2 separate regions of the Homo sapiens genome follow, and region 2 is linked to region 1. The links are chromatin loops, found by intact Hi-C in ENCODE. Cell type or tissue: heart right ventricle. All regions are shown on one strand.

What was found. A loop is a pair of places that touch in the nucleus more often than their neighbours do. Peaks named below come from ENCODE experiments on the same cell type or tissue, not always from the same donor. Only the 100,000 strongest peaks of a DNase experiment are listed, where the experiment ranks them.
Region 2: it touches region 1 in a loop (5-fold over the local background); 29 of 110 quality-filtered maps call a loop at or near these places.

Annotation. Positions count from the first base shown.
Region 1 is chr1:175,884,343-175,892,342 of GRCh38, forward strand. LOC124904458 (a long non-coding RNA gene) reads right to left here and starts at 2,394. Exons shown (of 2, transcript XR_007066743.1): 1 at 977-2,394. In heart right ventricle, CTCF peaks have their summits at 3,778 and 3,977; a DNase peak (open chromatin) is centred at 3,789.
Region 2 is chr1:175,370,715-175,378,714 of GRCh38, forward strand. All of the region lies in intron 9 of TNR (tenascin R), which reads right to left. Among named protein-coding and RNA genes, the nearest start is that of KIAA0040, 180 kb to the left of the region's middle. RefSeq lists an enhancer at 3,192-3,341. In heart right ventricle, CTCF peaks have their summits at 3,277 (motif pointing right) and 3,476; no DNase peak of the experiment used is centred here.

The DNA.
Region 1 (8,000 bases):
CCTCTCCCTCCCCTCTTCCATTTAACCCGTTGTCTTCCTCTCCTGAGATCCCATCTGCTCCTGGCCAGCACCTGGTGTGCTGTATCAGTCCCTGTCTGTTTTTCTAGCTAGGTTGCTGCATTTGGGAGGGGAGAAGGAGGCACTACCGATCCTGAGAGGAGGACTACTGTCAGGGCCGGACTAGTGTCAGGGCCGGAGAAGAGGCCCTCCAGCTGGGCTATGTTCCCTGAGACCATCTACAAACAATGGGATCTTTTACAGGGAAAAGAAGACTTCTTGTTAGTGCAGCTCCCACACTCATGGTGCTAAAAGACTTATGATTCCTCCCCAGGCTTGAGTTACAGTAAAATAACTTCTAGCCCTCACCTTTAGGAGGGATGGGGATGGATAAAACCCTCTGGACACGTTTTTCTCATTTTCACTCTCCAGAGACATCTGTGACTGCCTTGGGGTTACTCCTCTCCTCCCAGGTCAAGTTCACCTCAAGCAAATACATTGATCTTGGAATTCACTGAAGCCTGGAACCATCCCAACTCCCATTCTCCCCTCTGTATCTCAGGCCTAAAGCCTGGAAACTCCTGGGAACATTCAAGGGCCACACCCTGCCCAGTGCCTGCTTCCATCTACCTCTCCTTCCACCCATCTCCCCCCACTGACACCCAGACACCCAACAGGCGTGAAACTCGTCCCTCGCCATTGTTCTTGGCAGGCCTTCCTTGTATCCCCTAAAGAACACACCCCCACTTATTTTGCTCCTCACTTGTTAATCTTTTTGTGTATAATGGAAATAATAATAGAATCTACTTTGAGTGAATATGAGTATTAAAGGAGTTGATGTGTGCAAGCTGCTTAGAGTACATATACAGTGTGAATATAAGCACTTGTTCCATGATTCTCTTAACACTTTCATGAGATGGGTATTTTCCCCCTTTTTAGAAATGAGAAAACTGAGGCTGAGAGAAGTAAAATGACTTACTTGGGCTGATGGGTAGTAAGTGGCAGAGCTGGGACTCAATTCTCAGGCTTCTCTCCCTCATTTCAGGATTTGCCACATCATGTTAGGCAGCCTCACTGAAAATAGAATGAATGGTCCTTGCCCACAGGAAATCTAATCCAGTCAAGGAGACTGTACAAATGCATGGAAAATTCCTGAGATTGTTTGTATCCAGAGCTGTTTCATAACTGGGGGAATCAGGAGAAAAGGAGGCTGAGGAGTGTGATGGCAGTCTTGCTCTCTAAGAGGCTGTTGTCAGAGGGCTCTTGGCTGCCTGCTCCATGGCCTCCTGAATGGGGATCTCTGCCCACTGCCTACCCCCCACCAATGGGGCCTCAAATTGTTACCCCTGGTTTGATTGACTGCCAGGAAAGAAACAACAAAAAACTGGACTAGATTAGCAAGGCAGCATATGCTGCTCATGGGAAGTTAAACAATTGCACTTCTAAATAACAGCTCAACGTGGAACAGAAGAGATGTCACAAGGCAAGATATGATTAATTGCCAAATGAATTATTTAAATTGTAATTGCAGAGGAGTTCAGAGGAGTGCATGATTGCTGTGGGGCAGGAAAGGTCAGGAGAGGCCAGGCAGGAGGGCTATGTGAGCTGGGCCCACAGCGAGGGCAATGTTGGGCTGCAGAGCCTGGGCAAAAGCTATTCCTGAAAGGTAGAATGAGAAGGTACAGATGGGAGATGGTTTGACCCTGGTGCCAGGACCTCACAGGAGCTGAACTGCAGACAGACCTGCCTACCACAGGCATCTCCCCGATGACCCCTTTCTCCTCTTGGCCTTCCATCTGCTCTCTGACACTATGTGACCTGAGTTCTAATCCCCCACCTTTCTCTGGCCTAGTGGCCTCCTGTGCCTATGCATCAATTGCTCAGTCTGCACAGTGGGTTGAGAGGGCATGTTTTTCAACCAACATAAGAGAGAAAAAGCCTATCACTAGGCCTGGGTTGGAGAAATACAAAATCAGTAAGGTTTGCTACAACTCCATTACATTAAGGCTTATTTTGCAGGGGCTCAAATACACGTGAGACGGATTACATTTCTTGAAATGTAAGAGAGCGACATAAGCAGAAACTTAGCAGTGCCCCAGACCTGAGCCTGAATCCCTCTCTGTCCTGTAAATGCTGTGTAATCTTGGATAACTTGCTTAACTTTTCTGAGCCTGAGTTTTCTCATCTGTAATGTGGACTGGTGTATGGATATCTCATAGAGTTGCTTTCAGAATTGCCTGGGATAAGTCGCACCAAATGCCCAATCTAAGACTGGCCCATGATAGCTCCATAAATGGTAGTGGTGATTAGCAAAGAGCGGTCTAACAGATAACAGCTAAAATAGCTCTTCTGTTTTGCAGCCCCCTATGGACAGTGCCATAAAGCAAGTGTTAGCCTATCTATGCCCCAAATGACAGGGATACTGTATGGTTATATCTAGTGCAAGGGCTAGAAGATAAAACAAAATGATGGACAAGCATGCCAGGCCCATGGGGACAGGATCAGCTCATGGAGAGGAACAATGGCATGTTAGGGTGCCTGCAGCATGCTGGTGGAAGACAGAGACTTGAACCCAGGCCACAGGATGTGGTACTATGCAGCCATTATAATGGAATTAGGAAGACTATGCAGAGATGTGGGGAAATAGTATTTTATGAAAATGGCAGAATATGAAACGGTATACATACCCTAGTAGCAACTGAATAAATATGTTAAGGTAAATTGTTTTTTTTTTCGAGACAGAGTCTAACTCTATCTCCCAGGCTGGAGTGCAGGGGTACCATCTCGGCTCACTACAACCTCTGTCTCCTGGGTTCAAGTGATTCTCGTGGCTCAGCCTCCCAAGTGGCTGGGATTACAGGCACACACCACCACACCCAGCTAATTTTTGTATTTTTAGTAGAATAGAGATGAGACTCCCTGTGTTAGTCAGGCTGGTCTCCAACTCCTGGCCTCAGGTGATCCACCCACCTTGGCCTCCCAAAGTGCTGGGTTTACAGGCATAAGCCACCATGCCAGGTCAATTTTTTTAAAGAAAAGTAACAACAGTTGTGGAATTGGGCTAGTGTGACAGTGGGGAGAGGACTATTCTGTGCTTAACTTTCCCTTTAGTATGATTAGCTCTTAGACCTACATAGGTCCCCCACGAAAGGCAGCAGCTTCCCAGGGAGAAAGGGGGCTCTGTGCCTCTTCTCCCCATCAGACGTCTTGGAGGTTAAGGCTCCAGCGTGGCTGTGTATTTACAGAGGCGTCAACAGACACGTCCAGCGAACAAGCACAGGGTGGGCCGTCCGGGAGCCTTGTGCCGCCAGGAGGAAAGCCGCACCGAGGGCAGCAGGTAGGGAGAGGTGATCCGTGCTGGGCCCGGCAGGGGAGAGATGCTGGCGAAGGCAGGCACAGCACAGCACTGCGGGAGGATGTGGGTCAGAGGACAGCAGCGGGAGGCGAGCCTTTGGCTCAGTGGAAGAAAGAACTGTCAGGCATTCTGAACAATCGACAACAAGGAGAGTTCCAACTGAGGCTGGATGAGCTGTGGTCAGGGGCTGGGCCTGAGGAGGCGACGGAGGATGCCGGAAATGGGTAGAAGGTAAGCCAGGATCAGTGGTTCCCAAACCTGACTGCCCATCACAATCGACTGGAGGTGCTTGTGAAAATACAGATTCCTAGGGCTCTGCCCCAGACCCACTGAACCTCCAGCACTGGTACCAGAATCTGCCTGTTTGGGAACCTCTTGGGGATTCTCCGGAGGCCGACGACTGGGCTAGCCCTGGGAAGCGCAGGCTGACACTGCCCCTAGTGGCCTTTGGAGATACTGTGCTAGACTCAGAGCCTTTATGAGGAGCCGGGGAGGCTGTGCAGGCACCGGGCAGCTTGGGGCACAGGGCTCGGACTTAGCGCTCGCACGTGAAGCCCCTGCCACTCTCTCCCAGCTCCCTCCTCCCCCAGGGAGGCTCTGATGGCTGCCAAGAGGTAAATCGAGCAGAACCCCTCCCCGCCACTCCCTAAGGAGCAGTCCGATGCCTGCGCATCCTCCTGCCTCGGAGGGGCCTGAGCGGGTCAGGCTGGAGCACATTGGAGTCCAACGAACAAATCTCCATAATGAAGGTGTACAAGGAGTCCAGATTTCAGTGACAAACCAAATATCACATTTCTTTTTTTTTTTCTTTAAATTGACTCAAATACAAGTATGAGTCTTCATCCCCTCCAGCTTGAGAGAAATTTACCCTCAGTCACCATAAAATCTCTCACCCCAGATCTAATGCAAGCCCAGGCTTCAAAGAAGACCTCCTGGTGGTTCTGAAGTTAAACTCTCCGCCCCTCAACTTCTCACGGGGAAACAGAAGCGGCTACTCTAAGCATGGATGAATACCTGTAAGGCGTTTACCACAGTGCCAGGCACAAAGCACTCAATTACCGTTGCTGTTGATCTGTCTATACTGTCTGCTATTGAGACACCCGTTATCCTGCCCACGATGTCCTTCCAGGCCCACACAACTCCTAGGGCCTGGAACCTTCAGAAAGTAGCCAGAAGTCTCCTCTAAGCTCTTGCTTCTCCCCAATTTGCTTTCACCAGATAGTTCCCAGATCCTCACTCTCTCTCAACCCATTATGGGGAAACATCACTCTTTCCGTCTATCTCTCTCTTTCTCATTACCCTCAATGGCATTTGGCATAAGCTCTTCAATGTGTTTAGTTCTGCACCAAGGCATGGAGAACAGCTGCCTTTGAGCAACTTCCAAGGCTGCCAGACTGAAATGGGAGATGGAGAAAATATAGGGAGAATCAATGCCTGTTTCAGTGAATGGAGCTGGGATTCAAATCCAGGCATCCTGACTGCAGAGCCCTGAGTGTCCCCACCTACACACACCCTGTGTAACTCACAGAGCCTGCCAATGTGGGAAGGGCTGCTGGCACTGAGTATGGCCCCTCCCAGGCCTACTCCACTTTAATGGAGGCTCCAGTGGACAAATTCCTTAGCTCTGAGGAATGGCTCTCTCATGGTAAAGTCTGCAGACCTCGGGGAAGCGTGGCTAACAAATGTTGAGGAATGGAGCCTCTTGATGTCCCTCCAATCACACTCCGCAGGCTTCAGACCCACTATAACCCCATTCATTCCTTCATTCATTCAATCAGTCAAGTCAATACGATTTCTTCTCAGTGCCTGCTGGAGCCATGCAATGCTGCACAGACACCTTGAAGAGCCCTGGCAAAGTCTGAAGTCACAGAAGGCATGACTTAGAGGCTCCAGGATGGGCCAATGGGCCACTGAGGGTAGCGAGACTTAAAGGCATGATTTAGAGGCTCCAGGATGGGTCATTGGTTTTAATCCCTGGCTCCTGTCTTCCCCTTCACTTTGGCAGGCTGTAGGCTACCAGATCAGAAGGCAATGCCTTGAAGAAACCCTCCCAGCAGGGTTGCCAGAGTAAATATAGAACACCTGGTTAAATTTGAATTTCAGTGATAAATTTTTCAAGTTTATATCCCAAATACTGTACTGAATGGGAAATATCTATACCAAAGAAAGTATCTGCTATTTATCTGAAATTAAAATGTAACTGGGCTCCCTGTAGTTTTCTTTGCTACACCTGTCAACCTTACCTCCCTGGGGCATCCAGTCCTAATCTATGTTTCCCAGGAAGCCACCCAGGCTGCATTTTCCAAATTCTGTAGAGAGTGTTTACACATGTACAGCAGTGGCTGTGGCTCAGAGAGGATAACAAATGCTCCAAACCACAGAGGGCTTGTGCACAGAGTACAATCACAGCTAACACCTGGTACTTTCCAGGTCTTCAGATGGGCCAGGCGCTGACCTGTTTTACCCATATTCATTCATTTAATGTTTGCAATAACCCCATAAGGTCAATGCTATTACCATCCCCGCTTCAGAGATAAGGGACCCAAGGCATAGAGAATTAAGATCACACAGCTAGGCCGGGCACGGTGGCTCATGCCTGTAATCTCAATACTTTGGGAGGCTGAGGCGGGCAGATCACGAGTTCAGGAGATCAAGACCACCCTGGCCAACATGGTGAAACCCTGTCTTTACTAAAAATACAAAAATTAGCTGGGTATGATGGCGTACCCCTGTAGTCCCAGCTACTCAGGAGATTGAGGCAGGAGAATCACTTGAACCCGGGAGGTGGAGGGTGCAGTGAGCCAACATCAAGCCACTGAACTCCAGCCTGGTGACAGAGCAAGACTCAGTCTAAAAAAAAAAAAAAAGAAAAAAAAAATCACACAGCTAAAAAGGGCAAAGCCAGGCAGATCTGGGACATGAAGGCCACTCCTTAGCTTGCATACAGCCTTTATTTGTTTATTTATTTATTTATTTTGAGATGGAGTCTTGCTCTGTCGCCCAGGCTGGAGTGCAGTGGCACGATCTCAGCTCACAGCAAGCTCCGCCTCCTGGGTTCACGCCATTCTCCTGCCTCAGCCTCCCGAGTAGCTGGCACTACAGGCGCCCGCCACCATGCCTGGCTAATTTTTTTGTAGGTTTAGTAGAGACAGGGTTTCACCGTGTTAGACAGGATGGTCTCGATCTCCTGACCTTGTGATCCGCCCGCCTCGGCCTCCCAAAGTGCTGGTATTATAGGCGTGAGCCACTGCGCCCGGCCGCATACAGCCTTTATTTTTTTTAATAAGAACAGGCCTTGGACCTCCACTGAGGAGAAGATGGCACGAGGGCATGTGTTGGTATGGAGCTGCAGACAGGCTGTCCCATCAGGCCATTTTCCCTCTCAGCATCATGTGACACCACTGAATTGTGTATTCGTTCATACAAACACAGCTACATTTACATTAAAGTTGTGATGGCGCATTGGGCAGCTGCTGGCCCTGTCTGTCACAGGGAATGTGCATCCTGCGGCTCCACGGAGAAACCGGGATGTCACTTCTAGAACAAGTCCAGCTCCTGTGCTGGGATTCCTCCTCACACTCCTCAGGGCCCCTCTGTAAGGTTCACTCCCCTTCCGACACATTACACATTTTATTTGTAAGGATGTCTTTACAGCTTATCTCTTTCAATAAAAAGCAAGTCCTAAAGCAAGGAGCATACCTTCTATTTGACAAACTTTTTTTTTGGAGCATTTACTATGTACCAAGGCACAATGCTAGGCTATAAAAGGCTTGTCCCTATCCACGTGGAACTGACAACTTAGTGGTGGCCAGGGTGGGTGGGGAGAGACAATCAAAGAAACCAGCAGAACACACACAGTGGGTTCTAACAGGAGCACTGGGTACAGAGAGGAGGTGTGCAGCATGGACGTGAGGTAGGGGGAGCAGGCAGAGGGCCATGGTCCAGGACAGCTTTCCAGAAGGCAGGAGGGGAAGGACCTGCTGGATGGACATGTGTGATCCACGCTGGGACCTATGAGCTGCAGGGAGGAAGCAGAGACACAGCGGCAGGCAGCACTTTCAAGATGTTTTAGGAATGTTGCTGTGGTCTACATATCTCCCTCCAAGGAGTTCAAGAAAAGACAGTAACGAACTTGAGTCTTTTTGAAATGACACATTGGTTGTTAAACAGCGCACTGCTCAGAAACTGGACCATGAGCGTCCCGATGTTGCTTCATAAGCCACACATCTTTTGCCACCCACTCTGTTCCAGGTGCTGATGACACCAAGCTGGATGAGACACAGTCCCTGCCCACCTTACGCTCCACCTCTCACACCCCCAGCTCATCCAGCTTCCACCTTCAACTCCTTGCCTCACACGGAGGCTGGAGGAATTGCCCGAGGGGTGGGTGGTCACACGGTGTAGCAGGAGAGGGGATGATACTAGGAGGGGAAGCAGGGGAGGGGATGACAAGGACCCATGCCAACGGCAGCTCTGTCTCCTCCATTTCTACAACACTGTAGTGTTTGTTCACCTCAAGCCATCATCATTCTCCACGGAGGACTTGACAAGGCTGATTGCCACTGCTGGGCAGAGACAGAAGACCCAACTCAGAAGAAAAAGAGCTATCTGAGTCCCTAGTCTCCTGAGTGACCCAGCTGGGTAGAGC
Region 2 (8,000 bases), 510 kb before region 1:
TTGCCTATAATGAAGTAGAAATTCTCCAACATAGATGAAGGGTGACAGATGGAGGGAGTAAGACAGAAATTATACGTTGCCAAACAGATCTAACATGTAACATTTTCATCCCAGTTTCTTATTTATGAAGCTTAAATGAAATGTTCAATAATTTACAATGGAATCATCTTCTCCCAGAAAACTGCAGAGCAGAATTTAATGTGTTCTCTTCCCAGGTTTTCTGTCTAGAGGATGGAAAAGTGGGACTTGCTTATAGGTTTGTGCCTGCTGCTTTCCTTTGATTTTCAGCAGCTTTCTTCCATGCTACAAGTGAATTGTTGCTCTTTGCCAGCAGGTTAGACACAGTTCTGCTGGAAAAAAAAAAAAACCACATGTATCCGAGGCATAGCCAGTGCACTTAGATATCAGCACTCTGAGTACTCCTAGGGATTTCTCACTTTTTAAAGACCCCATTGCTCTCTATCAATGCCCCCTTTATCTCTCCATCCAACTCCTGCAAGTGGTAACATATAAATGGCCCTGTTCCCTTTCTTAACAATAGCACAGAAAATTCATCCCATAGGAAATCACTACTCTCTGTTCCTTATAGAACTTTCTTTGTTCAACTTGGAGGTTGATGCTTTTCTCAACTCTTTCACCTCACACCCATTCTTCTTGGAACCCCTAAAGCACAGTCATACATTCAACAAATATTAAGGGCCTCCTTTGTGTCAGACACAAGGTGGTGTGAGCTGAACAAGACATTAGCCTTGCCTTTTGGGGGTGAAAAGGAATCTGTGCTAAAAAAGTAAAATAATTATTTAGTGAGCACCCATAATATGCCTAGCACTAAGCTACATGGAAAAGAATAATGACGAAGGGGAGGGAAGAAAAAGAGAAGTAAAAAATGAAGACTTTTTGAGTGTCTGATGGTAAAGAGTTATGCAAGTATTACTGAGCTTCTTAAAGATTCACACGTTATTTAATTTCCCTGAAGCACTACTGATAGGGTATTGCAGATGAGCAAACAGGGGCTCCAAGAAGTCTATTCCTTGGCCAAGGTCACAAAACTGATACATGATACAACTAGGTTTGGAACCCAAGTCTCTTGTTATTTTCTGACTCATGATAGCATGGTTCCCATCCCTGAGTCTTACAGGCCAGGAGGAAGGAGTGGAGTAAGCAACTTGGAATTCGAGAGTGATTTGGTACCTGTTATAGTTTGGATGCTTGTCCCCTCCAAATCTCATATTGAATTGCCATCCCCAATGTTGGTGGTGGGGCCCAGTGGGAGGTGTTTGGGTCATGGGGGTGGATCCCTCATGAATGGCTTGGAGCTGTCCTCCAGATAGTGAGTGAGTTCTCGTGAGATCTGGTTGTTTAAAAGTGTGTGGCACCTCCCCCCAACCCTTGCTCCCTCTCTCATTGTGTGATGCGCGGGCTACTCCTCCGGCTTCCCGCATGATTGTAAGCTTTCCGAGGCCCTCACCAGAAGCAGATTCTGGCACCATGTTTCCTGTACACTCTGCAGAACTGTAAGCCAGTCAAACCTCCTTTCTTTATAAATTACCCACCCTCAGGTATTCCTTTATAGTAATGCAAATGGACTAATGCAGGACCAAAGCAGAGGCTGCTAACTAAGAGGACAAGATCAGCATGGGACTAAGAGGACACGATCAGCAGGGAGAAGATCAGCATGGGCTGTAATAGTCAGATAAGTCTTTCCAGAGAAGGCATTTGAGTTGGAACTTAAAGCTGGCTAAGATAAGGAAAGATAGAGGGAAGGAAATATGGAATTCTCTAGTGGCCAGAATGGGGCATAATGAGCATTCATAGATTAATTAGGGCTAGAAAGGAACAGGAGTTAGCACATTCTCACCTGCAGTGCAAGGACTGTGGTGATAAAGGCAGAATGACTCACTTAGCCCTGTTTTGGGAACCTATTCTTCATGCCTGCTGTCGCTAGCAGGGAAAGTGGTAGGGAGAAGGAGGCCCAAGGAACTGAGATTGCTGTCTCTTGCTAGCAAAAACATGAGTAAGATACTTGGGGTCTGCAGACTTGGTTGGGATCAAGTGGACATGAGGAAATATGGACCTTTCCATCTTTAAATCCCTGAGATCATCTCCCAAGTGTCTGTGAAGCTCAAGTCTATGAAACTGAGGTTAGGGGTGTGATTGGCCCTAGTGCACTGGGTGCCTACCTTCACAGAGAGGGACAAACTGAGGACCCTGTCCCCAAGGAACTTGCAGTCAATCTGCGATTTTTATAGTGATTATGTTATTATTGTTAGTTTTCATGTTGGTTTCCTCACTAGACTCTTAGGTCTTTGGGTCAAAGATTTTATTTTTTTCAGTATGTAGTATAGTGAGAAAACATGCACAGAAGCAGCATGGTGCTGGTGGCAGTAGCGGTGGTGGTGGGGAGTGTTGGGGAGACTCCGAAGAGAGGATATCTGGACTGGGTTTTGAAGGACCCATGGACATCTGGTGGCAGGGAGGGCATCCCAGACAAAGGAAACAGGGCATGCAAAGGCAGCTCTGGCAAAATAATTCATGAAAACCCAGGGACTAATATAGGGTCCCTCATAGAGAAATTTCCCATCAGTGGAATTTGGAGACCAGAGGTTTCATGGGGGAGATATGTGGAGAATATCTTTGGAGAGCCCCTGAAATCACACCAGATAGGCACCAATCTACTTTTTAGTTAAATGGAGATCTGAGCAGTCAGCCTCCCCACACTTATCTCTTTGGATAATGACAGGTGCATCTTCAGGATTCCTGGAATGAGTCAGGCTTTCGAGGCCATCTCCCTGCTTTTTTGGGTGTGCATGATGTTCAAGTTTCAAGAGAAGCAGCCAATTCCATCCTGATTTAAAGGAAGGGACTGGCCTAACAAGCCCATTTTTGATAAGAAAAATAATACTTCTAAGGCCTGTTTCCAGATGGAACTTTCTTATTGCTGGTGGAATTAATGAGAAACACAGCTCATCAACCTTGTCATATAGGAGCATCCCTATTCTGGGTTGTTGCTGTGAACAAGTACTCCCTGCTGAGGAGTGGAAGCTGCAGCTGAAATATTCCCACCTGGCTTTTCCCCCAGCCCCCTTATCCCCAGCCTTTAAGACAAATAAGGAATAGGCCCTGTATGTCCCAGCTCCGTGAGGAAGAGGTATGTGGAAGCCTTTGTCCTTTCTTTCCTCCTCTTCAACTTGGGTCTCTGCAGCCCACTCCCCAGCTTCCCGCCCCTGGAAGGTGACACCATGTTTAGAGGGTGCCTTACCAAAGTGACCACTTGGGGTCACTGTGACTTCGCCCAAAGGAGGCTGAGCACTGTCTGGCCCGGGACCCCAGGCCCTGTGCCTGGTCCTTTCCTCCTCAGAAGAGCTGCAGGGCGTTGAAGGTCTGGTGCTGGGTTTGGTGTTTGTGCACTGGCCCATCAGGGAGTGCAGACATAGCGAGGTGGACATTGAGTGCCGTGGTCAGTGCTGACTTGCCAGCTGGACTCCCTCTGGAGTCTCAGATTTCTTCCCCTGCAGACAAGCACGTGGCCTGCCAGTGTACCCTGAGGAGCCGACCTTCTCACCACTAGATCCCCATTTGGGCCAGAAACCTTGAAGGCGGCAACTCCCAAAGCATGATCAGGACGTACTTGCAGGCATCAGCCTAGCGTGTGTGAGTGTGTGTACGTGTGAGGGTATGTGAAAGTGTAGTGTGTACGTATGAGGGCATGAGCATGTGTGGTGTGTATGACTATGAGTGTGTGCATGTGTGTATGAGTATGTGTGTATGTGCATGTGAGTGTGCATATGTGCTTAAGTGTAAGTGCAAGAGTCTGTAGGTGTGTTTGTGTGTACATGTGTGCATGTGGTGAGTGTGAGTGCATCATGTGTGGCTGGCTGTAAGTCTCTGTTTTCTTGCAGTCCTATGTTGTATCACATCTGTAGAAACTGTAAAGCTTCTGGATTTCCTAGGCCCTGTTGGCAATTTTTCAGCTTGTCAACTGGAGATAGAGATAGTCCTGGTGCAGGGAGAGGCAGCAGGTTAGCAAATGCCACCATGAGGCCTAAGGCAGGTGCCCTGTGGAGTGGGTAAGGGGTGCGATGAACGGGCCCTGGGTGGTTGTGAGAGCACGGTGCTCCTGTGACCGTATGGGCCTGGCTCCTTTTGCCTTGTTTCCTGGTCATGAGAATCCTTACGGATCCTAAGCTTCTGTTCATGAGGGAAGACCAGGTGAGAGAGAGTGGATGGCTTAGGGCAAGCCCCCTCCCCTCCTGCTAAAACACAACCACATGCCTTTTTGATGAAAGATTAGAGCAGTCACCTTGGACACAAAGGCCAGAGTAGTGTTTATAATTTGCGTTAGTCCCAGTCAGGGAAGTTGATTTTTTTCGCTAAATTGCAATCAGCAACTAAAAATCTTCTCCCTCCCTTCTCTCTCTCTTTCCCTCCCTCCTTCCACTTGGAGTTTTCTAAATGATTTGTTGTTTTTTTTTTTTGTTGCTGCCCAGAAAGCAGAATGGTATTGTACCCTGTTACATGGTGCCAGGTTCTAATCTGGCTGGTAAGATGTGTAACACTCAAGGACCCCTTTGGGACTATAGGTATGGTGCACAGGCCAAACAGACATCATACAGGCTAAGTGACTGAGACTAAAACAGACTTATTAAGGACACAGAAGCCACTAGAGCAGAGAGAAAAAGTCATTGCAGACATTGAGTCTGTTGTTCAGAAACAAATTCATATCCCAGAAGGAATTCTCTGGACATTGCCTACAGAGAATAATGGGGGGGGAGTGTTTGAATTTTGGGCACCAGCCTGGACTCTGTGTGGCAGAGGGCAACATTTGTAAAGAGGGAGGTCAAGAGGGGGTACTTGCTGCCAGCCAGCTCTGGGAATGTCTCAGAGACCAGGAGAGTCAGGAAGGGCCTGGATTCCACAACAAAGAGGAAAATGGTGGCCTCAGAGACAACGGCTTCTGCAGGGAATGGCAAATACAGGTGCCATAGAGCTTTAAGTGTTGAGTCAACAGTGAGAGTAAAGGGGGCCTGACCTTGTGCCCAGCAAAGGCCAGGCTGCCACGGCTTCAGGTCTGAGCTTTGTGAGGATTAATACCAATAAAAAATTGAATGGGTATTGAGTGCTTACTGTGTGCCAGGCTCCATCCTAAGTTCTTGAATAGGGATATATGTATGATTTCATTTAATTCTCGCTACAACCCAATGAGGTAGATAGGATGTCTTTTAGATGAGAGAACTAAAGTGCAGGAAATTTAAGAAATTTGCTCAAGGATGCACTTTTCATGAAGCTGGTCTCCCCCCTGAGTGGGGTACTTCCACAGCTGTGCTCTAAGTGAGTGCTTCTCACTCATAGATTTCCTTGAAGCAGGGGTCCTAAAATGCAGGCTCTGGGTTGGTAGTTCTCGGGGGAAGAGGCCTCCAACATCTCTGGGCGTAATGCCCAGGCTGCTGGTGGCTGCACCACGCTGTGAGAGGCAAGGTTCTAAACCACTAGGCCACATGGACTAAAGGAGGACATCCTAAACCATCCAGTAGCTCACAGACCTCCTCATCTCTTTCGTCTTCACCACTGTCATCCACTTACTGAGTAGTTTGTTGTCAGAAGCACTACCTTAAACTCGTTAAATGTATTGCCTCATGAATGCCTCATGATGGCACTGTGGGGTCAGTGGTATCAGTCCCCTTTAACAGATGAAGAAACAGAGGTTTAGAAAGATTCAATCAACTGTCCCAAATCACACAGCAAGTGGCAAGCCTGGGTACAGAGTTGAAAGTCTAGGCTCTTAGCATGTTGCATGGAGCAGAGCATTCAGATCAAACTGTGTCTGAACACAGGCATTGGAGGCTGAAAAACTTAACTTTTTACGCTCCAAGTTGGAGAGTGAGTGAGAAAGCACAATGTTTTAGAGCCAGAGTCAAACTTCTCCCTTTTGTCCCTTTCTCTTTTTCATGGCTCTCCCTTCTCTTCCCCCAGATGCCTCAGCAAGAGAACCAACAATCCTTGCAACTAGCATCTCAGCGAGTACAAATACACTTGATTTCCTTATGTGCCAATAATCCCTTCTTAAATTATGTTAAGCTATTTGCCTCATAAATCTCCTCAGCAGTGAACTCCCTGAGATAATTATGTGTAATATATAAATGTAATATTATATATATATATATATATACACATATATTTGAAATGTTTTAAATCTGACTGTAACAAAAAATCAACCTATTTAAGCCCCCTACTCAATAATAATTTTCCCATCGCTTCTAGGTCTGTGGCATTTAAATTTGGACTGTCCCTTACATTTTACTTCTTTAGCAGAAGCAGCTGTGGAAGGGGAATCTTCTGACTGGGACTCGAAAGGACTGGCTTTGAATCACAGCTGTGCCCCTTGCTAGCCTTGTGAACTTGGGCAGGTTTTCAAACTCCACAAGCCTCAGTTTCCTCATCTGTAAAATGGGAATGCTAACCATACCCACCTCATGAGGTGGTTGTGAAGATTAAAGAAGCTATAACTGTATGAGAGTTCCTGGAATAAGAGAGATGATCAGTGAGTGTCGGATCTTCTTTTTTCCCGGTAGAGGGAAATAATAACTAGGACGTGGGGTTTTCTATCTCTCTCATGATGTCATGGCGCATCCTCCATCTGAACAGTTAGCCATCGATTTTATATAACTGCTAATTACCAAATTAGCCTGCGGCTCTAGGCAGGGATGGGCTGCGCTTAGAATCAGTTCCCTCCTGTATCATTTCAGGGTTTTTTTTTTTTTTTTTTTGGATTTAGCTTAATTTTTGTGACTGTTTCTAGCTCTCTGCGAGGCCCTATGCCAGCTGGTCTATCCTTTCTCTGCTTAATTCACCCCCGTTAATCTGCTTGGTCAGCATATCTTCTCATCTCCTTGCTGTGCCTTTAGGAGTGCGTCTGTCTGGAAAAGGCATTTATTATATTTACTTTAACTGGCTGTGTTTGGCAAGGTGGTCTGGGATTTCAACTTGGGAGGAAAACTGCTTTGATTATACTGCCCTTGTTTACCGTATGCACTCTTTGCTGTGTATCCCTTGTCTATCAAGACAGCAAATACTTTTGCAGGAATCCAAGACACAAATTAAACAAAATCTCTGTCTGTGAGCACATTGGCAGCTCCTGGTCCATGACTGTTCTGCACAGCATCTCCTTTATCTGAAAACCACACCCCCATTTCCAGTCTTCTACTCTTTGGTGAGTTTGGGAAGGGAGGTTTTCTTGGATGGGTGAGCCAGAGGCCCCAGGAGTGGTGTTGCCTGGGTCTCACATTCCCAGGGGACAGGGAACACTTCCCAGCCAGGTATCATGGTGACCGAGGACACTGCCTTAGTCCATGCCATCATCATCTCCCTTTGACTCCAGCAGCAGCCTCCTAACCAGTCTTCCTGCCTCTGACCTTGCCCTTCTCTGTACAATCCAGTCATTACATCACCTTATTTAAAATCTTTCAATGACTCTCTGTTGCCCTCAAGAATAAACCTAAACTTTTCATCGGGTGCATAAGGCATGACTCGGCTCTCATTTTATCAGTGAATTCTTGCAATCCATGCCCAAGTCATAGTGAACTTCTGCAGCTTCATTCATTCATTCATTCATTCATTCATTCAGGAAATGGTGAACCCTGAGATTCAATGATGAGCAAAACCAAATATGGTGCAATGTTCACAGAGATTTAGGTGTAGGGTGGAGACTGACAGTCAAATAGTCATGCCACACATGTAAAATGATAACCTGAGGAGTGCTAAGAAGTGAATGGAAACTGGCAAGATGAAGCTGCCGGACAGAATGAATGGAACTCTCTCAGGAACAATATCAAATTTGACCACTAAAGCTCCCTAAAGTGGGGAGTAACCTGGGAGTGGAAAGGGAAGCCTGCATTGGCTAGATGAAGAGGTTCCCATCAGGCAGAGGGAACAGCATTTGCCAGTCCTATATAGCAGGAGGGAAAACGTATTTGAGAAATGGAAAGAAGCAGACTTGTGGGCCT